Regions from separate parts of the Homo sapiens genome. Here region 2 is linked to region 1. Evidence: read pairs that join two places in POLR2A ChIA-PET (ENCODE). Cell type or tissue: PC-9. All regions are shown on one strand. Links, peaks and the distances in the headings refer to the core of each region. The heading gives the core; the rest is flanking DNA. Region 1 holds the start of AADACL4 (arylacetamide deacetylase like 4). Region 2 overlaps DHRS3 (dehydrogenase/reductase 3).

Region 1 (11,820 bases), core at 2,165-10,164:
GTAGATACTGAAGACTGACCTCCCCCGTCATCAACCCCTAAGTATAGGAGATGGAAATCTCTGAGGGAAAAAAAATGAGATAGGAATTACACAGGGTGGTCGCAGAAGAATAGAAAATTCCAGGCAGCGGTTTCACATGACTAGCAAAAGGAAATTGTTGAAATAGCCGCAGAAGGTGATAAAACCCTGAAAAGCCAGGGTGTGGACCAAGCTGGCTAAGACCGACTGGACCCAACATGGCACTGGATTGGACCTGGGCTTCTCCTAGGACCTCCTTATGTGTTCATTAACATGTTAAACACACACCCACCAGCGACAGGACAGTTATGGGGACACCATATTTGGTGTATAAATGGGTGGCACCACAGTTCCGAGAAAACATCATCTTTTTCCAAGAATTTTCATGAATAGTCCACCCCTTGGTTAAAGAAATGCATAAAGGTAGCATTTCTTTGCGCCTGTCTCTCTTGAGTCCATCCCACTTCCTTTTCTTGAGTGTGTGCTTTTTCCTTTGCAACAAATCTCTGTATTTTCACTATTTTCTGACTTGTCCTTGAATTCATTCTCCCAACGGTTTCAAGAGCAGGGACACCAGCTGGAGGTGCCACTGGCCTTTGGGGACATCCCCCAGCCCACCGGTATCAAGACAACTCTGGGGAGGGACAGTTGAGATACAACTGAAAGAACCAGGCGTAGTCAGCCATGCAATGACAGGGGTGGGAAGGGTATCTTTTGAGACTGAGGAAACAGCAGGTAGAGAACGGTGGTGAGAAGGAGCTTAAGTGTCTGCAGCAGATAGACGCGTATTGGGACTGCAGCTGAGTGAACGGGTAAAGGACACCACAGGTGACCCGGGTGAGGCTGTGGGAGGAGTCTGGGTTTCATGGAAGGGCACAGGAGAGATTTAAGTGCAGGACTGACAAGCTCTGACTTGTATTTTTAAAAGATCCCTCTGGAAGGCTGGGCGTGGTGGCTCACGCCTGTAATCCCAGCACTTTGGGAGGCCGAGGCGGGTAGATCATGAGGTCAGGAGATCAAGACCACAGTGAAACCCCGTCTCTACTAAAAATACAAAAAAAAAAAAATTAGCTGGTCACGGTGGCAGGCACCTGTAGTCCCAGCTACTTGGGAGGCTGAGGCAGGAGAATGGCGTGAACCCGAGAGGCGCAGCTTGCAGTGAGCCGAGATCACGCCACTGCACTCCAGCCTGAGCGACAGAGCGAGACTCCATCTCAAAAAAAAAAAAAAAAAATCCTCCTAGCTGCTGGATGGGGACCAGATATGAGGGGCGAGAGGTGAATCAGGGAGACCCGTGGCTGGGAGGCTGGGATGCAAGGAGGCAGGCAAGCAAGGATGGGGTCTTGGGTCATGATGATACTGCAGAGCTAGAGGGAAATACATGGGTTTGGGATCATTGTAAATGAGACAGGGCAGGCCAATGACTAGGAGTAGAAAGGGGAGAGAGGAGTCCACAGCCTCTGCGACAGCCCCACCATGACCACTGCTGTCCCCATCTTGACTGAGACCATCATATTAAAGAAAAGAAAAGGATTCCCATGTCAGCTGCCACACTATCTACTGACCTGAGCCCAAAGCCCTTAGTCTGGGCTATTAACGCTATAAAAATCTCCAACAACTGATTCCTTTAAGCTACTGTAGAAGGGTTCTTGCGGGAGGCATGAGCTAGGCTATGCATGCAGATGAGGCCCTTCCTCTACAAAGCCACAGGGAAGCCCCTTACCCAGGCTCCCAAATACTGTGGCCCCTCCATGGTAGAAGATGATGCCTCGCCGGGGTCTGGAGGATGCTGCCTTCGGCTGGAACAGCCTCACGGGTATCGTCCCAAAACGCAGGTCGGTCACCACAAGTTCAGGGTCCTTTTTAATTCTCACGCTATCATGTAAAAAACGAATAAATTTGGGCATGGAGCAAATTCCCAGCTTCTCAAATATATTCCCCTGTTGGAGGTAACAAAAGAAAGCCAGACGTTAGGAGAGGTTAGAATCTGGATGGTAGATTCCCTGACACTTAGAATTGTTAGGATGTTTTCACAGTTTCTCACCTGCCTCCTGTAGGTACAGGGGGCTCTTCAGGAATCCATAGGCTCTGGACTGTGTCCAGGTAGAGGGCTGGGTTTTCCAACTTTTCTCCCCAGAGGCTCTTGATTGAATAATGATGTGAATTTGCCAAAGGGTAGCCTAGCTTGGGGCTGACTGGGAAGAAGCCACTGACTTAGAAAAGCCAATTGTTGGCCGGGCGCAGTGGCTCACGCCTGTAATCCCAGCACTTTGGGAGGCCGAGGTGGACGGCTCATGAGGTCAAGAGATCAAGACCATTCTGGCCGACATGGTGAAACCCCATCTCTACTAAAATTACAAAAATCAGCTGGGCATGGTGGCGAGCGCCTGTAGTCCCAGCTACTCGGGAGGCTGAGGCAGGAGAATCACTTGAACCTGGGAGTCAGAGGTTGCAGTGAACTGAGATCGCACCACTGCACTCCAGCCTGGCAACAGAGAGAGACTCCATCTCGGGGAAAAAAAAAAAAAAAGAAAAGCCAGTTGGCCAAGGCAACTGGCCAGCAACTTCCCTCTCTATAGCTCTGTGCTGGACTCTCCCCAGCCTGGGATGCAAAGATAGTTCCTCACCTGTATCAACAGATCATTCTTCTGGGTTAGGAAGGATTCCTAACTGTGTCCGTGTTCAATGAAAAAGAGCAACGTGATCAGTTAGGGATGTCTGTTGTGGGCTCAGGTCAAGGGAGTAATGTGTTTTTAAACTAATACGGTCACTCTACTTATAAACAATTCAACATCTGAATATTTCACGAAATACAGTTACAAGGTGTCATATTTCATGTACTAAGTACATTTCAGCGATTCTGGATAATCTCTCCCACAGACCTCACATTTGGAGTGTGTCTTTGTCATAAGGAAAACAGCAAGGAATGATAAGAATGACAAGAACAAGAACAGCTGATACTTATCAGACATTTACAATGTGTCAGTACTGGCCCAAGTGGCTTGGATCATTAACTTGATTAAACTTCTCAGCAACCTTTCTAAGTCAGGCATAATTACCAGCTCCATTTTATAAATCAGGAAGTTAAGACATGCCAAGGTCAAGTTCCTTGCCCAGGGTTGTTCAACAAGTAAGATGCAAAATTTGTGTTCTCAACTGCTAACCAAGAAAGAGCTTGGGTTTCAGAGCCAAGCCTATCCAAGCTCAAGTCTGACCCCAAACTCCAATGAACTGAAAAGCCTTGGGCATCACTGTCTCTGAGCTTCAATTTGTCTCTGAGCTTCCCAAAATGAGAAGCATGTTGTGTATAGTCCAAGGATGAGGTGTGAGGATGGGATGTGATCACCTACATAGAGTGTCTCCCCAGTGGGTCCTGGCCAGTGTGAGCCCCACCCTTTCTCTTGCTTGCACCCACTGGGTCTTGTCTGAGGTTGCACGGACTACCCCAATCGGTTCCCTCCATGAAGAGGTCCTCCTAAAGGAACTCCAAACAAAATAATGATTTCCCTGCTTTAGTTGGAGGAGAATGAGTTGATCTGCAAGGTGGAGGTCACCTGCTTTTCCCATCAACTGACCCACATCCGAAAACCCCAGGCCTCTATGTTGTACCAGCATGGATCTTCACCTGCTCGGCTGTGAGCTCCCTAAGTCGTGGCCCCTGTTGTCAGGGTAGGCTGGCCCCAGCACTAATCTCCCCAGCTGTCTTCCCTGTTTGCCCACACACTGTGGGCTTCTCCATGCCTCCCTTTGTTTCCTGGGAGCCTTTCTTACCTGTTCAGCAGGTGGTTGGACACCAAACTGACTTTCATATCCAGGCTCAAGAGTCATGTTCACGTGGGGCCATCCTCCTCCCTCTCATAGTAATGGCCACTGCCTTCTTGGAGGCCCTCAGTACCCTGTTGCCCAGGTTGGAGTGCAGTGGCACATTCTCAGCTCACTGCAACCTCTGCCTCCAAAGATTTCTTTAGAACTCCTCTGGGGCTTTACTGTGTGGATCTGATCACCCATGTTTGTTCCTACCACCAAACCAAATGCTTCTCATGAGCAAAGGTCTCAGCACCTTCCCCTCTGTCTCCAGCATCTAGAACAGGAAACGTTTGTTTAGGGGATTTTGAACAATGAAGTGTGATATTAACCCTCCATAGGCATCGCGCTACCCCGGAAAGTTTAACATCACGCTGTACCGTGTGATGGCCACTAGCTATGCCACGAAGTTACTTTGTTTTGGTTTTGGTTTGGTTTTCCAATTCTGAGTCCACATTTTCTATAGCTGGTAACTTAGGACAGAGGCAGAGAGGAAAACTGATTATTAAGATTATACATGGGAGCATCGAGATTTTAAAAATATCTGAGGTCCAGTGGCCAGGAGTGGTGGCTCACGCCTGTAATCCCAGCACTTTGGGAAGCCGAAGCTGGCAGACTGCTTGAGCCCAGGAGTTCAAGACCAGCCTGGACAACATGAAGAAACCCCATCTCTACAAAACATACAAAAAAAAAAAAAACCCAGGCACAGTGGTGCATGCCTGTGGTCCCAGCTGCTCAAGAGGCTGAGGTGGGAAAATTACTTGAACCCGGAAGATGGCGGTTGCAGTGAGCCAAGATCATGCCACTGCACTTCAGCCTGGGCGACAGAGTGAGACTCCATCTCAAAAAAAAGGAAAGAAGGAAAGAAAGGAAGGAAGGAAGGAAGGAAGGAAGGAAGGAAGGAAGGAAGGATCTGAGGTCCAGAATTTTAAATAGCTGTTGAAACTCCTTGACAAATATTGCATCATTTGCCCTTTAAAAGAAAAGCAGTCCGGCTGCGGTGGCTCATGCCTGCAATCCCAGCACTTTGGGAGGCCGAGGCAGGCGGATCACAAGGTCAGGAGATCAAGACCATCCTGGCTAACATGGTGAAACCCCATCTCTACTAAAAATACAAAAAATTAGCCAGGCGTGGTGGCACGCACCTGTAGTCCCAGCTACTCGGGAGGCTGAGGCAGGAGAATCGCTTGAACCTGGGAGGCAGAGGTTGCAGTGCAGTGAGCTGAGATTGCACAACTGCACTCCAGCCTGGGTGACAGAGCAAGACTCCATCTCAAAAACAAAAACAGAAAAGCGATAGTGGCTGGGCACAGTGGCTCATGTCTGTAATCCTAACAGTTTGGGAGGCCAAGGCAGGCGGATCTCTTGAGCCCAGGAGTTCAAGACCAGCCTAGGCAACATGGCAAAACCTGGTCTCTACAAAAAATACAAAAAAGTTATCTGGGCATGGTGGCAGGCGCCTATAGTCTTAGCTACTCAGGACGCTGAAGTGGGAGGATCACCTGAGCCCAGGAGGTCGAGGCTGCAGTAAGCCATGATTGTGCCACTGCACTTCAGCCTACATGGTAAGAGACTGAGACTGTCTCAAAAAAAAAAAAAGAAAGAAAGAAAGAAAAAGAAAAGCAATAGTGTTTGTTATATTACTGTTTATATATTTTAGTAAGGCTGAAATCATTCATAGCAACTTTTAAATCTATAATAATTTCAAGAAATGCTACATCTTTGCCTTCAGGGACTTGATAAGCATACTATGAATAATTGACTTTTATCGAGACTTTCTAAGCACCCAGCACTGGTGCTGTGCATTTTCAGTGCTTTTCTCATTTAATCCCCATGTCACCCTATAAAAAGCCTCCCCAGGGCCGTGCACAGTGGTTCATGCCTGTAATCCTAGCACTTTGGGAGGCCAAGGCAGGAGGATTGCTTGAATCCAGGAGTTTAAGATCAGCCTTGGCAACGTAGCAAGACCCCATCTGTACAAAATATCAAAAAATTAGCCAGGCGTGATGTGAAGGTGCACGCCTGTGGTCCGAGCTACATGGGAGGCTGAGGTGGGAGGATCACTTGAACCCAGGAGGTGGAGGCTGCAGTGAGCCGTGTTCACGCCACTGCACTCCTGCCTGGGTGACAGAGTGAGACCCTGTCTCAGAAAAAAAAAAAAAAAAAAATCCTCACTTTTCAGAGAAGAAAATAAAGGCACAAAAACATGAGTCCACAAAACGAGTAAGTGAGGGCTTCAGGGCTCAGAGGGTGGTCTGATACCGAAACAAAGCTCTTGATTTCCTGGCCATAGACTCTTTTTAGCTTTTTCCTTGTCCTCCCTAAACTTCTTGTTCCTGTGTTGTCTATCTGTCCTCTGGAACCGAATGAACATTCACTACTGTATGTCCTCATCCTCATCATCATCACCCCATGATGGGCAGTGTGCCCTGGGAGGCCCCAGTGCCGGAGGGATCGAGAGAGGACGCCACAAGCTGAATCCACCCTTTCAGCGGCTGCAGACCCATCTCAGAGTCCCCTGTGAACAGCCCATAGCAGCTGTCATCAGTAGATGTTTAGCTTGTGGGCTACTTTTGAGGAGAAACACTGACAGAAAAATCTCCATTTCTCTGGGCCACCTGAACATCTTAGGCCCTCGTTTTAAATCCTGGGGCTCTAACCCAACTAGTAACTCCATGTGGATTGCAGCCACTGGCTTGAGACTGCCTAATTCCAGGCTGATTGCATTCTCCAAATGAGAGGACACGAGTACTTTCTACATCCTTGTCCTGTCTCCTTGCGTCAGTGGCATTGATGCCACTGCACACTGAACTTGTCGGTGTCTCTAAAAGTGATCTTTTAGAAAATGTTTTTGTAACCCATGGGGAACACTTCCAGCAGCACAGAGATGTATTTTACGAATTCACTAAACATCTCTAGACATATTAACCCTCCCAGATGAGGAAACTGAGACACAGAGAGGTTAAGTAAATGGTGCAGGACCGCACAGCGAGTGAGTGACAGAGCTGGGACACACACTCAGGCAGTCCGGCTGCTGTCTCTGTTCCTTATTCCTAAGCCCTGCTGTCAGTTAAGCGTGGCCTCCTCATCCTCCTCCACAGCTGCCCTGGAATCAGTAGGAGCTGTTTGGCTTCTATAAGGTCTCCACCTAGGGTTGGGACATTGGGGTTAACTCAGGTTGCCTGCCACAAACAAGATGTCACACCACTGTTTCCAAATCCACTGCAACTCTGGGTGCATGCTGGTCCACCCCAAACCCCCAATCCCCAAGCCCTGCTCAGAGCCTGGCTGGCACGGCCACTCAGAAATGCTGGGTAAATTCATGTATACCAACAAAAGTAAGCACCTACCAGATACCAGGCTCTGTGAGTGGGACTGGGCTTACAGAGATGAATAAGGAAAAAAACACCTGTGAAGCTAGGTGCAGTGGCTCACACCTGCAATCCCTACACTTTGGGAGGCCAAGGCGGGCAGATTGCTTGAGCCCAGGAGTTCTAGACCAGCCTGGGCAACATAGCGAAACCCTGTCTCTACCAAAAGTACAAAAATTAGCCGGGCATGGTGGTGCGCACCTGTAGTCCCAGCTACTTGGGAGGCTGAGATGGAAAGGATCGCTTGAGCCCAGGAGGTTGAGGCTGCACTGAGCCATGATTGCACCACTGCACTCCAGCCTGGGCAACAGAGCAAGACCCCGTCTCAAAAAAGTAAAATAAAATAGAAACAACCTATAGGTAAGTCAGTGCACTGAGGGTGAAAGTGTGCGCGGCTGAAGGAGGGGCAGGGGCTGTCAGGCCACAAGCCCGGGGAAGGCAGGAACTGGGTCTGAAATTGTTTTTGAATTCTCAGAAAAGAGCCCAGTGATTGGCACTCGGTAAATGTTTGATGCTAAAGGAAGAAAGGAAGGGAGTTAGAGAGAGCAGGAGAGAGGAAGGAAGAACGGAACAAAAGGAGGGAAGGAAGGAAGGTAGGAAGGAAACAAGGAAGGAAGGGAGGGAGGGAGGGAGGGAGGGAGGAGGGAAGGAAGAAAGGAGATAGGGAGGAAGGAAGAAGGGAAAGAAGAAAGGAAGGAGGGAGGGAAGGAAGGAGATAGGAAGAGAGAGAATGAAGGAAGGAGGGAAGGAGGAAGGAAGGAGGGAGGGAGAGAAAGAAAGAAGGAAAAAGGAAGGAAAGGAGCGGAGAAGGAGGGAAGGAAGGAAGGGAGGGAGGGAATGAAGGAGATAGGGAGGAAGGGAGAGAATGAGGGAAGGAGGAAGGAGAGGGAAGGAGGGAAGGAAAGAAGGAAAAAAGAAAGGAAAGGAGGGAGAGAAGGAGGGAAGGAAGGGAGGGAGAGAGGAAGAAAGGCAGGCAGGCTATGGGAAGGGGGAAGGAACGGAGGGAGGGAAGAGAGAGGCAAACAGAATAGCAGATACAGAAGAGACAAGTCTATCTTGAGGGAGTCCGAAGAGAGAGAGACAGAAGGGAAGTGAAAGAGGGAAAAGAGGGTAAGGTACTGAGAACAAGAGAAGAAGCCCCCAGGTTACGACGTGGCCTGAGAGTAAACTCACCAAAGTGACCAGGTAGAGGAATATGCAATGCAGGAATCTCAACTTGGCAGGATGCTGCAAGGTAGCAGGGATATCCGTGGTGAGGAAGTGCTCAAAGACAGCCCAGACAAAGACCCCCAGGAAAAAGATGGGCAATGCCAAGAGTAGCACTAGCCAGGGGACAGCCATGTTCCTGGGGCCTTGAGGAGCTGCTGCCCTGAGGAGCTTGTCTGATAGCTTATGTGAAGAGGACCTGGCTGGGTTACACCCTCCGCCTCCTCCACCTCACTCTCTCTGGGCTAAGCCTGACACCTGACACAGTGGCCTGACACAGCTTCTCAGGGTAAGCACAAAAAGGCCAATGGGAGGTGGAGGAACCTATTTCCCTAAGCAATGTGGGGACCCAGAAAAATCAATACTGCTCATCATGGGGAGTCTTGGAAGGTGAGCTTCCCAAAGATTTCAGGAAGATCAGGCTCAGATGGGCACCTCGGCTCCTGGGAACCCTAGAAAGAGATCTCATATGGGTTATATAGGCCTCCAGGGCCTGATCTTTCAACTGTAAGATAAGAGACTTCGCCAGCTTTCCTTGTCAGAGTGTGGTTAGGGTGAGCACAGCACGTCTCACCCCAGCTCCCTAGCTAGCTTCCCTAACCCCAGTTTTGTTTTGTTTTTTGAAACAAGGTCTCACTCTGTCACCGCCTATGTACCCTCTGGGCCTCTGGCCAGATCAGGGCAAAGACTGGCGTGTTTTCTGGTAGTCATAATCTTCTGGGGTCCTGGGACGGGAGACAGGAATGCCATTGCAGGCAAAACTGGGCTTTATCCAGCCTCATATTCCGCCTCTAAAAATGGTGCCAAGGGCTGGTTTGGGGACAATTTTTATCCACGTTACTTTCTTCTAAGAGAGAAAGAAATGATTGGAACCATTTCAGGAAATAGGCTTTGAGCCTGAAAATTTTAGAAATTTTAATTTGGGCCGAGCACGGTGGTAATCCCACCTGTAATCTCAGCACTTTGGGAGGCTGAGCTGGGAGGATCACTTGAGGCCAGGAGTTCAAGACCAGCCTGGCCAACAGGGTGAAACCCCCTCTCTACCAAAACTACAAAAATTAGCCGGGCATGGTGGCACATGCCTGTAATCCCAGCTACTCGGGAGGCTGAAGCTGGAGAATCGCTTGAACCTGGGAGCTGGAGGTTGCAGTGAGCCGAGATCGCACTACTGCACTCCAGCCTGGGCAACAGAACGAGACTCTGTCTCAAAAAAAAAAAAAAAAAAAAAAAAAAGGGAGAATATAGAAACTATACATATAAGAAAATACCACTACCCTTAGGGCTTAAATAGAGCACCCAAGAAAGACCCCGTTTCCACCCATAGGGATGAGACCCAGCTCTTGTTGGAAAGGGCATAGTGTGAATTTGCTGAACTGGCAAAGAAGTTGCTCAACTGCTACACCAGGGGGACTCACTGGTGTCTTCCTCTTGACACACACACTCAACAAATTTGCTGAAAATCTGCTCCCTTGGGTGCTAGGGAAAGCCATTTATTCACAGGGAGGTGTTTTACTGGAGGCACTCTGAAGTGAAACCACCCAAGGGGACTGGAAGGGAAAGTTATTAACCTCCGAGTGCTGCAGGAGCTTGGAACTAGAAGGCAGACCCCCTTTTTCATTCCTATTATTTATGTTTTAGGTTTTTGGTTTTTTGTTTGTTTGTTTGGTTTGTTTCAGAAAACAAAAGTTATAGAAGAGGCTTTACCCCAGTGAGTATATGCATGGCAGATTTTTGTGTTTTTACGTCATTGTATCTTTGTAAGAGTTTACTTAGGTTTCTCTTAGAGGGTTATAAGATTCACTATTCTGGCTAGGTGTAATTATCTTTTGTCGTTGTTGTTTGTTTGTTTGTTTTTTGTTTTTTTTTTTGAGATGGAGTCTCGCTCTGTCACCCAGGCTGGAGTGCAGTGGTGTGATCTCAGCTCACTGCAAGCTCCGCCTCCCAGGTTCACGCCATTCTCCTGCCTCAGCCTCCGGAGTAACTGGGACTACAGGCGCCCCCCACCACGCCCGGCTAATTTTTTTGTATTTTTAGTAGAGACGGGGTTTCACCACGTCAGCCAGGATGGTCTCGATCTCCAGACCTCGTGATCCACCCATCTCAGCCTCCCAAAGTGCTGGGATTACAGGTGTGAGCCACCATGCCCGGCCAGGTGTAATTATCTTTTTAAAACTCATGACAAATAATGTAATTTTTGGTTTCTTAAGCATGTTTATGGATACCCCTGAAGATAGCACACACGGGAGGAGCTTGGCCTGGAAAAGCAGATAGCGCAATTACTGCCCCCAGAGCATTTTTGAAAACAGTAGGACAATTAGCCTGCAGTTAGTGGAGGCTAATAGTTGGGTGTGAGACCAACAGAGGCACAGAGCTTAACAGAGAGATCAGGGAAGGAGAAAGTCAAGACAGCCCTGTGGAAAACACTGCATTCTTAGGGTGACTGTACACAGGACCAAGGCTGCACCACCTGAGGTGTGATATTAGAAGCTGCACACTGCAAAGGAAATAGACTTTACTGAAATAGCTTATCCACATCATTAAACAAATAAAGAAGGTCAGAACACAGGGGCTCGTGCCTGTAATCCCAGCACTTTGGGAGGCTAAAGCAGTGAATCATTTGAGCTCAGGAGTTCAACACCAGCCTGGGCAACATGGTGAAACCCCATTTCTATGAAAATAAAAATTAAAAAAATAGTGCATCTGGCACAGTGGCTCAGGCCTGTAATCCCAGCACTTTGAGAGGCCAAGGCGGGCAAGGTCAGGAGATCAAGACCATCCTGGCTAACATGGTGCAACCCCGTCTCTACTAAAAATACAAAATATTAGCCAGGCGTGGTGGTGGGCACCTGTAGTCCCAGCTACTCGGGAGGCTGAGGCAGGAGAATGGTATGAACCCAGGAGGCAGAGCTTGCAGTGAGCTGAGATTGCGCCACGGCACTCCAGCCTGGGTGACAGAGCGAGACTCCATCTTAAAAAAAAAAAAAAAAAACATAGTGCATGCTTGTAGTCCCAGCTACTTGAGTGGCTGAAGTGGGAGGATCACTTGAGCAGGGGAGGTCAAGGCTGCAGTGAGCTATGATCACACCATGGCACTCCAGCCTGGGCAACAGAGTGAGACCCTGTCTCAAAAAAGAAAACAAACAAATAAATAAGTAAACAACATAAGCGATAAGCTCAGGGAGAACTGGGGGGAGGGATTAGTATCCAGAGTTGCTACAATGTAGTATCCAAAATCTCTAATCTTCCACAAAAAATGAGACATGCAAAGAAACAGAAAAGTATAACCTATACAAAGAAAAAACATCAGTGACAGAAGTTGCCTTTGAGAGGGCCCAGATGTCAGAGTTAACAAAGCCTTTAAAGCAGCTATTATAAATATGTTCAAAGAACTAAAGAAAATAATGTTTAATGAAGTAAAAGA
Region 2 (10,600 bases), core at 327-8,326, 73 kb after region 1:
TGAGGTGGGAGGATCAATTGCTTGAGCCCAGGAAGTTGAGGCTGCAAGTGAGCTGTGATTGTGCGACTGCACTCCAGCCTGGGAGAGAGAGTGAGACCCTGTCTCAAAACAAAAAGTCACCAAGGAGCCTCTACCCTCTGTTTGACGCTGTCTTACCTGGTTCTCGGTCTGCAAGGCAGTGATGCCACGATGGGGAGGGTCCTGCTGCTTGGTTCAGGGAGCTTATAGGAAACTACCAGAGCTACAGGCATGCAGCGGGATGTGTCTAAAGGTCAAATGAGGGAGATGCACCTCCACAGCGTCGTGCAGGGCGAAGGGAGCTTGAGACATAGGGTGCATTCTGCCTGGTTCCACCTGTATGAAGTTCCAAAACAGGCAAAACTGGGTTAGGGTGATGGAAATCAGACCCGTGGCTTCCCCTGGAGGGCTGGGGGTGTAACCTGGGAGGGAGGCGAGGGAACTAGCAAGACCTTCAGAAATGTTCTCTCTTCTTGAACTTAGCAGTCATTAAATACGTGAAAGTTAATCAAACTGTCTGCTTAAGATGTATACCTTTTGTTATATGCAAATTATAGCTCAATTTATTTGTTTGTTTATTTAGTTATTTATTGAGATGGAGTTTCGCTCCGTTGCCCAGGCTGGAGTGCAGTGGCGCGATCTCGGCTCACTGCAACCTCCACCTCCTGGGTTCAAGTGATTCTCCTGCCTCAGCCTCCCGAGTAGCTGGGATTACAGGCGTGCGCTTGCACCCAGCTAATTTTTGTATTTTTAATACAGACGGGGTTTCACTATGTCGGCCAGGCTGATCTCAAACTCCCAACCTCAGGTGATCCACCCACCTCAGCCTCCCAAAGTGCAGGGATGACAGGTGTGAGCCACCACGCCTGGCCGTAGCTCAATTTAAAATGAGTAATAGGGAGGTCCCACCACTCCTCCTCCAAACCAGTTAAGTCAAGGGGAACGGGGACCACTGGTCTAGAGCTCATGCCACCTGGGGTGGTGACTCCCTCATAGCTGTGATGTACTCTGTGACATTGGGTCCCGTTAATTACTGCTGTGGCTGATCTGCAAGATGGGGTGCGCGAATGTCTCCATCATAGGTTCTGCAGTGAGGACAAAGTGGAATCTGGCAGGGAACACCGTGTGTGGTACATATTAAGTGCCCAATAAATGGCGCTTTAATGATGTGCAGTTATGTAGGGGCATGACGTCATCGATGAATGAAAACCGGGAATTACTCAAATACTATTCTCCCTGGTTTTTTGCAATCCAGCGTACAGTGCTTCACCTTCTGATTATATATTGCAGCTGCTTCCAAAAATGAGGATGACACGGAAGGGTCATGAGGAGAATTCAGTGAGACAATTTAGTGTAGTGCATGCCACGTGGGAGTCACTCATTACGCCTTAGTTACTATTAATCGGGACAGTGCGGTGTTGATTGTTGAGAATCAAAAATACCGGGCTTGGTGGCTCATGACTGCAATCCCAGCACTTTGGGAGGCTGAGGCAGGAGGATGGCTTGAGCCCAGGAAATTAGAAATAATACATGTAACACATCTAGTGCAAAGCCCGGATACTAGATGCTCAATAAGGAGCTGCTGCTTTTATTATTTTTCCTAACAATAAACATCTTCATAAATGCATGTTATTAATTTTCCTAGCAGACCACCTGGTTTGCATGCAAATTGTCATCAATTCTGAATTTCGAGGAGTCTAGACTAATGGCTACTAATGTTTCCTGTTGGCTTTTTCCCCCATGGGTTTTGGTTTGGTTTCTTTTCATCTGAGTATACAGAAGGTGCTCAATAAATGCATACTGGACAGAAGTGCATCAGTGGCAGTCTGCAGTTTTGTTTTGTTTTTTTTTTTAAGACGGAATCTTGCTCTGTCGCCCAGGCTGGAGTGCAGTGGTGCCATCTCGGCTCACTGCAAGCTCCGTCTCCCGGGTTCATGCCATTCTCCTGCCTCAGCCTCCCAAGTAGCTGGGACTACAGGTGCCCACCACCACGCCCAGCTAATTTTTTGTATTTTTGGTAGAGACAGGGTTTCACCGTGTTAGCCAGGATGGTCTCAATCTCCTGACCTCGTGATCCGTCCACCTCGGCCTCCCAAAGTGCTGGGATTACAGGCGTGAGCCACCACGCCCAGCCGGCAGTCTGCAGTTCTAATTGGGTGTCCTGAGCACAGAAGCAAGCAGGACATTGCAGACATCGAGTTTGTGTGTCTATTTCACCTTCTAGCATAGCTTCTTTCCTACCACTTTAAGAAGGAAATTCAAGGTTTTCCTGCCACATTTTTTCAGAGCGTGAACCCAAACTGCCTGGGGTCAAATCCCAGCTCTGTGTGACCTTGGCCAAGTTACTTGACTTTTCTCTGCTTCAGTTTCCTCACCTCTAAAAAGAGATTCATAATAATAGTATCCCCAGCTGGGCACGGTGGCTCACGCCTGTAATCCCAGCACTTTGGGAGGCCAAGGCGGGCAGGTCACCTGAGGTCAGGAGTTCAAGACCAGCCTGGCCAACACGGTGAAACCCTGTCTCTACTAAAAATACAAAAATTAGCCAGGCATGGTGGTGGGTGCCTGTAATCCCAGCTACTCAGGAGGCTGAGGCAGGAGGATCGCTTGAACCTGGGAGGTGGAGGTTGCAGTGAGCTGAGATTGCACAATTGCACTCCAGCCTGGGCAACACAGCAAGACCCCACCTCAAAAATGAATAATAATAATAATAATAATAGTATCCCCTTTTCATGGGTTAGATGAGCTCCTGTGTGTGAGTCATCTGGCCACGCCTGGCAAGTAGCAAGCACTAGGTGAACATTAGCTACCTATGGTTGTGCAGGGGAGCCCCAAGGGCTCGGCCAGAAGAGTAGTACAAGGAAGATGGGTACCTAACCAACTCCCATTTCCTAAAAGAATAAAAAATGGATAAAAGCATGGGTTTCCTCCTACAACCATGCTTAGCAGCCTCCCAGGGTTAAATGGGTTAAATGTGAAGACATGTTTAGGACAAAATGAGTGAGTTTCCCAGCAAGACTGGCCATGTCAGTGGATGTTATTGTTTATAAATTGCTATTTATTGAGCCTCTTTTTTTTTTTTTCTTTTGATACAAAGTCTTGCTCTGTCGCCCAGGCTAGAGTGCAGTCATGTGATCTTGGCTCACTGCAACCTCCGCCTCCCAGGTTCAAGCAATTCTCCTGTCTCAGCCTCCCGAGTAGCTGGGATTACAGGCACCTGACTCCATGCCCGGCTAATTTTTGTATTTTTGGTAGAGACAGTGTTTCGCCGTGTTGCCCAGGCTGGTCTTGAACTCCTGGCCTCAAGTGATCCACCTGCCTCAGCCTCCCAAAGTGCTGGGGTTACAGGCATGAGCCACCACGCCCAGCCAATTGAGCCTCTTCGATGTTCCAGCCATAGAACCACCTAGAACCACTAGACACTTTACAAGTGCTGCTGCATTTGGCCCTCACAGCAACCCTGGAAGAGAGCTTTTATTCCCATTTTACAGATGAGGGAACTGAGGCTCAGAGAAGCAAAGTTACCTGCCCAAGTCCACATAGCTTGAAACTGGCTAGCTAAGCATGCTTCTTCCACGAATTTGCACTGCTTCCATGGGAGTTAATAGCTGTGCCAGTTCCCCGTGTCCCCATCCCACACACCGTGGAGAGGAAGGAGAAAATCCTGCGCACAGACGTGCTTGAGGCCTCCTCTGTCGGCTTCCCTGGCAGGGGTCTTACCAAGAAGGATTCCCGTCAAGCCCATGGACTTTGGTCTGTCCATCCTGCCTTCCCTTTCCCAAGAGACAGGCCAGGCCACAGGTGGAAGCCAGAGAATCCAGACCGCCCACGACACCTGTAGGACTCCAGTATCAGTGAGCTGCCTCAACACGTTCATCTCTGTAGAATGGCAGAGGCTGGCCCCTCTTGACCACAGGGCTGTGGGCCTCAGAATCACCATCATGGCCAGGCGTGGTAGCTGGGTTCACACCAGTAATCCCAGTGCTTTGGGAGGCTGAGGCAGGGGAATCACTTCAGCCCAGGAGTTGCCAGCCTGGGCAACATGGCAAAACCCCATCTCTACAAAAAATATAAAAATTATCTGGGCATGGTGTGTGCACCTGTAGTCCCAGCTACTCGGGTGGCTGAGGCAGGAGGATTACTTGAGCCCAGGGAGGTCGAGGCTGCAGTGAGCTGTGATCACGTCACTGCACTCCAGCCTGGGTAACAAAGTGAGACCCTGGACTCAAAAATAAAAAATAAAAAAAGAATCATCATTGTGATGACAAAGGAATTACAGGGCAGGGGGTAAGATTCATGTACCCTCTGAGGCCAAACCCCTGCTGGGAGTCCAAGGGCTGCCTGTTGCTGAGGAATGACATCAAACCTGGGTGATTCATCACCCTTAATCTTCCTGGTGCCAGAGCGGATCACAAGCTCTTTGTGGGATTGGGGTCAGAGCCAGCAACATGAGCCCTGCACCTATAGATCCAGGAAGGGCAGGAAGAGCAGTGAGCAAAGGTGATAGAGCATTGGCCAGGTTTGAATCCTTAGCGCCCTACTGACTCAATACAGCCTCGGTTTCCTTATCTGTAAATCAGGAGAATAATTTGTACATGAGTCTGGCACGTAGGGAACATCATCATTGTTTGGATCTAGGGTCAGATGCTTTTAAATAGTCATGAGAAGCCCCTGATGTTTGCTTATGCAATCATTCATTCATTCATTTTGAGATCCCATGGAAAGCACTGTGCAAATCTTTGAATCAATGAATCAGTGAGTGAGTTAGTGAACCAGCAAGCTGAGCCCCAGCCATCGCTAGCCAAGCCCCTGCCTCCAGACAGAATGAGCAGGACACATTTGGGAAGCAGCAAGTCATCAGTGTGTTCAGTCCTTCAAGTATTTATTGAGCACATACTATGTATCAGATGCTGTGCTAGATGCAGGGGAGCAGGACCGACCAGGCCTCCACCCTCATGGAACTCATTGCCTGATGGCGGAGACAGGCCACTGACAAGGAAACAACCCAAAAAGCAAGGTCTTCCTAGGTGGGGTGAACGCGGTCAAGGAAATTAGCAGGGGACAGGATCAGAGGTCGCTTTGGATGGACTGGCCTGAAATGTCTCCCAAAGGAGGAGCTGGGAGGAGAGAGCCAGGCTGTTGAGAGAGCTGGCAAAAAGCCCTGACCCGAGCATGTGATGTGACAAGAACAGAAATGGGCCTGTCCTGAAGGAGCAGAGTGTAGGGAAAAGGACTCAGAAGGACAACCAGGGCCCAGATTACGCAGGGCCATGGAAAGGCCAAGCCCTAGGGCACTGGGAGCCCTTGGAGGGCTTGGGAGAGTGGGTCCCCAGTGGGTGGGCTAGAAGTCCTTGACTCAAGAAGAGACCCCTGTGTGCCTGGAGGAGTGAGGGAATGTGGCACCTGGATGGGTGTGGGGTAGAGGGAGTATTCCAAGCAGGCCTCGAATCTCTCAGACAGGAAAAGCCAAAGGGTGACCCAGACATGTCAGCCTCATAAAGACTTCCAGATAAGCACATGCCTCTCCAGGAGAAACCCACTGTGTCTCTTCCTGTGTTCAGGTTTCCCAACCTCTTTCCCCCACTGAAGCCGGAGACGGTGGCCCGGAGGACAGTGGAAGCTGTGCAGCTCAACCAGGCCCTCCTCCTCCTCCCATGGACAATGCATGCCCTCGTTATCTTGAAAAGGTATGGGGCTGGGAAAGAACACTCTGGGTCAGGGGAAAGTACGCATGTGATCTATTAGTCATGTCTGCTGCGGGCATGAGCATGAGGAGTGCTGGCACATTTGCTGCTGATGTACTGTACTTACTGTGGGGCAGCAGTTCTCAAACTTGTTAGTCACGGGGCCCCTTAGAGTTTTAAAAAGTATGGAGGAACCCAAAGAGCTTTTGTTAATGTGAGTTGTAGCTATCGCTATTTACTATATTAGAAATTAAAAGCCAGGGCCAGGCGCAGTGGCTCACGCCTGTAATCCTAGCACTTTGGGAGGCCGAGGCAGGTGGATCACGAGGTCAAGAGATTGAGACCATCCTGGCTAAAATGGCGAAACCTTGTCTCTACTAAAAATACAAAAAGAAAGTAGCTGGGCATGGTGGTGGGCGCCTGTAGTCTTAGCTACTCGGGAGGCTGAGGCAGGAGAATGGTGTGAACCCAGGAGGTGGAGCTTGCAGTGAGCCGAGATCGTGCCACTGCACTCCAGCCTGGGTGACTCAGCAAGACTCCATCTCAAAAAAGAAATTAAAAGCCAGAAAAATGTTGTAAGTTGTATACATTTGTTTATAATATTTATTCATTTATAAATAGCTATAACAAACCCATTACATTAATATAAATATATTTTTATGACAACTAGTTATGTATTCTAAAACAAAATAAATGTAGTCAGGAGTGGCATTGTTCTACCTTTTTGCAAATCTCTTTGTTTGGCTTAATTGAAGACAATTGGATTCTTATATGTGCATCTGATTTCAATTTGTTGTGATATCTCGTGTCACGTAGCCTCTGGAAAATTCTACCATTCACTGAGAGAATGAAAGTGAAAAGACAAATAACATCTTAGTATTATTACAGAAACAATGTGGCCGGGCACGGTGGCTCACGCCTGTAATCCCAGCACTTTGGGAGGCCGAGGTGGGTGGATCACCTGAGGTTGGGAGTTCGAGACCAGCCTGACCAACATGGAGAAACCCTGTCTGTACTAAAAATACAAAAAAAATTAGCTGGGTGTGGTGGCGTGTGCCTGTAATCCCAGCTACCTGGGAGGCTGAGGCAGGAAAATTGCCGGAACCCAGGAGGCAGAGGTTGAGGTGAGCCGAGATCGCACCACCGCACTCCAGCCTGGGCAACAAGAACAAGACTCCGTCTCAAAAAAAAAAAAAAAAAAAAATTGACCTCACAGACCCCTGAAGAGATCCCGGGTACCCCAAAGGTTCCTGGACCTCACTTTGAGAACCACTGTTCTACAGCCTATTGGACATAGCCCCTGCCCTCAGGAAGTTTACTATTAGAGGGAACATGGGGATCTTGATGCCAAGGGCTCAGAATTCACAGAAGCGTCTTAGTACCAGTCGGGTGGGATGTAGCAGGGCAGACCACTTTGGGGAGGCAGGCTTTATAAATGAGAGACTCCTCCTCCAGAATTTGCCTGGCATCCTATTCCCCTAGAACTTTCCAGGCTTTGTGCAGCAAATCCTTCCCATCCCAGTCCCACACTCAGTTTTCTTGGGCCTCTTAGTACAGCAGGAGATCCTTGTCCCTGGTGCCACAAGTGACCATGGGCTCTTGGCTCCCCTGGGGCTCTGGCCCCCTCCTGACTGAGCCCCTCTGACCTGGAAGTCCTTTTCAGGAAGGTAAGCCCCCAAGTGCCAGGCTGGCCCCTGCTCTCATGCAACATGCACTCCCAGGAAAGCCAACTTCTGCCCTGGCTGCTGGGACATGGTGAGCCCCAGCTGAGGGGCTGCCCCAACACATGCAGGGCACAGAAACCTCGAAACTGAGGCGCAAGCCCGATCAGCCCTCTCTTCCCCAAACTCAAAGCCCTTTCAGAGGCACAGGGAAGGGGGCACCCAGGGGCATCCAGGCCACACCTCGGCCTCCCTCAGTCCATCCTGACCTCGGGTCTGAGATGCTCCTCAGCCGTCTCTAGGAGCCCCTAGTTGATCAGGGGCTCAGGTCCTCACTGAGGTCAGGCTGCCACCCTCCACCTCAGGGGAGCTTCTTAGAAGACTTCCAGAGCTTTCTAGAGAAAAGTTGGTCTAGAACACCTCAGCGCTCTCCACAGTAAGCCCTCAGCCTTCATTTTCCAACCTTCCCCACAACTACTTTTGAACAGGAAGCAGGAGCCACCCCGCTCCCCATTCTCTGAACTGCATCCCTCCTCACCTTCCCCAGGAGAAAGCAAGGCTCAACTCTAATACCACCACCCCCAGGAAGCCTTCCAGATTGCTCCAGCTGGAAGTGAACCCTTTTCATCTTGTACTTAGAGTGGGCCAGGACCCTTCAGTTTGAGTCACCAAACAGCCTGAGGGCCCTCTCTGTGCCGGGCCCATGTGAGGGCCTGGGGATCAGAGATGAAATACCCGCCATGAAGGCCCCCACAGGCTTGACAAGTAAACGGGTGGGGACTACACCAGGGCTTGCTGGGGAAGCGTCGGAACTCCGGTTGTACGAGGAGAAGCCTGAAGGTGAGCCCAGGACGCTTCCCCAGAGGATGTGACACCCAAATCGAACCTGATTCCTCAGATCCACACCGTCATCTTTGTGGAATCAGGGGCAGTTGGGATCGATGGATCTCTGAGCTGCCTGTGGGCACCAAGATGCTAAGAGCCTGGTTTTGAAAGTGTGTTGTATGAAGGGAGAGAAGGTCAGCACTCCCCTCGACAAGGAGCACAGACAGATTAAGCCATTGTCACCTACTTAGTGGCACCTAACCATCATTTGTTTTTAATGGGTACAAAAAATAGACCGAATAAGAACAAGTCTTTGATAGCACAGCAGGGTGACTATAGTTAATAATAATTTAATTGTACGATTAAAAATAACTAAAAGGGCCGGGCGCAGTGGCTCACGCCTATAATCCCAGCACTTTGGAAGGCCGAGGCAGGCAGATCACCTGAGGTCAGGAGTTCAAGACCAGCCTGGCCAACATGGCGAAACCCTGTCTCTACTAAAAATACAGAAATTAGGCGGGCATGGTGGCGCATGCCTGTAATTCCAGCTTCTCAGGAGGCTCAGGCAGGAAAATCACTTGAACCCAGGAAGCAGAGGTTGCAGTGACCCCAGATCGCACCACTGCACTCCAGCCTGGGCAACAGAGTGAGACTCTGTCTCAAAAAAATATAATAAACATAAAAATAAATAAAAAAACTAAAAGAGTATAGTTGGATTGTTTGTAACACAACAGATAAATGCTTGAGGTGATGGATACCCCATTTATGCTGATGTGATTATTATACATTTGCATGCCTGTATCAAAGTATTTCATGTACCCCATAAATATATATACCTACTATGTACCCACAAAAATTAAAAATAAAAAAATGAGCTCTGTTTCAGGATCTAGGAAAAAGATAAAAATTTTAAATTAAAAAAAAAGTTTGCTCTGACCACTCACTCACTCTCTGCCTTTTTAAAATATATATTTTAAAAAGAGTGTGTGTGTGTGTGTGTGTGTGTGTGTGTGAGAGAGAGAGAGAGGGGACAGAGTTTTACTCTTGTCGCCCAGGCTGGAGTGCAACGGCGCGATCTCGGCCCACCGAAACCTCCGCCTCCCAGGTCAAGCAATTCTCCTGCCTCAGTCTCCCGAGTAGCTGGGATTACAGGTGCCCACCACCACGCCCAGCTAATTTTTGTATTTTTAGTAAAGACAGGGTTTTGCCATGTTGGCTAGGCTGTTCTCGAACTCCTGAGGTGATCCACCCACCTTGGCCTCCCAAAGTGCTGGGATTACAGGCATGAGCCACCACGCCCAGTCTGAAAAGAATTTTTGAGACAGGGTCTGGCTCTGCCACCCAGGCTGGAATGCAGCGGTACAATCTCAGCTCACTTCAACCTCCACCTCTTGGGTTCAAGCCATCCTCCCACCTCAGCCTCCCCAGTAGCTAGGACTATAGGCACATGCCACCATGCCCAGCTAATTTTTGTATATTTTTGTAGAGACAGGGTTTCACCATATTGCCCAGGCTGGTCTTGAATTCCTGGGCTCAAGCGATCCGCCCATCTCGGCCTCCCAAAGTACTTGGATTATAGACATGAGCCACCGCGCCCAGCCTCCCCCTGCCCTTTTAACAGCTGCTTATCCACTTATTTGAAAGCTCTTCCCCTGGGGAGGGTGGGGGTTTGGGGAGAAACTGGTGTGTGGCTTGGAGGTGTGGGGAGCACTTTCAGGAACCAGCCCTCTGCTGCCCCGTCTCACATGGCCACCAGCGACCCAGCCCCTGGATCCTGCCCCACTAACCATCGCTATCTTCTTTTCTTCCTCCTACTCCAGCATACTTCCACAGGCTGCACTCGAGGAGATCCACAAATTCTCAGGAACCTACACCTGCATGAACACTTTCAAAGGGCGGACATAGAGACAGGATGAAGACATGCTTGAGGAGCCACGGAGTTTGGGGGCCACAGCACCTGGGCACACACCCGAGCACCTGTCCATTGGCATGCTTCTGCTGGGTGAGCAGGACAGCTCCTGTCCCCAGCGAAGAATCCGGCTGCCCCTGGGCCAGTCCCAGGACCTTTGCACAGGACTGATGGGTATAACTGACCCCCACAGGGAGGCAGGAAAACAGCCAGAAGCCACCTTGACACTTTTGAACATTTCCAGTTCTGTAGAGTTTATTGTCAATTGCTTCTCAAGTCTAACCAGCCTCAGCAGTGTGCATAGACCATTTCCAGGAGGGTCTGTCCCCAGATGCTCTGCCTCCCGTTCCAAAACCCACTCATCCTCAGCTTGCACAAACTGGTTGAACGGCAGGAATGAAAAATAAAGAGAGATGGCTTTTGTGATTTCCTTTGTTCAAATCTTCCGTGGGCAGTTGGGAGGGAGCCAGTCCCAACCATAAAACTCCATCCTTTGAGAGAGA

The links. ChIA-PET counts read pairs that join two places held together with the same protein. Peaks named below come from ENCODE experiments on the same cell type or tissue, not always from the same donor. Only the 100,000 strongest peaks of a DNase experiment are listed, where the experiment ranks them.
Region 2: POLR2A ChIA-PET joins it to region 1 with 10 read pairs; 3 of 35 experiments call an interaction of 5 or more read pairs at or near these places.

Annotation. Positions count from the first base shown.
Region 1 is chr1:12,641,261-12,653,080 of GRCh38, reverse strand. AADACL4 (arylacetamide deacetylase like 4) reads right to left here and starts at 8,996. Exons shown (of 4, transcript NM_001013630.2): 1 at 8,367-8,996; 2 at 1,742-1,958. The coding sequence starts at 8,534. In PC-9, for the core only: no CTCF peak of the experiment used is centred there; no DNase peak of the experiment used is centred there.
Region 2 is chr1:12,567,833-12,578,432 of GRCh38, reverse strand. DHRS3 (dehydrogenase/reductase 3) reads left to right here. Exons shown (of 6, transcript NM_004753.7): 5 at 5,580-5,705; 6 at 10,009-10,523. The coding sequence ends at 10,093. It also overlaps the pseudogene RNU6ATAC18P. Among named protein-coding and RNA genes, the nearest start is that of MIR6730, 5.9 kb to the left of the region's middle. RefSeq lists an enhancer at 4,258-4,552. In PC-9, for the core only: no CTCF peak of the experiment used is centred there; a DNase peak (open chromatin) is centred at 4,502; H3K27ac peaks cover 2,501 bases.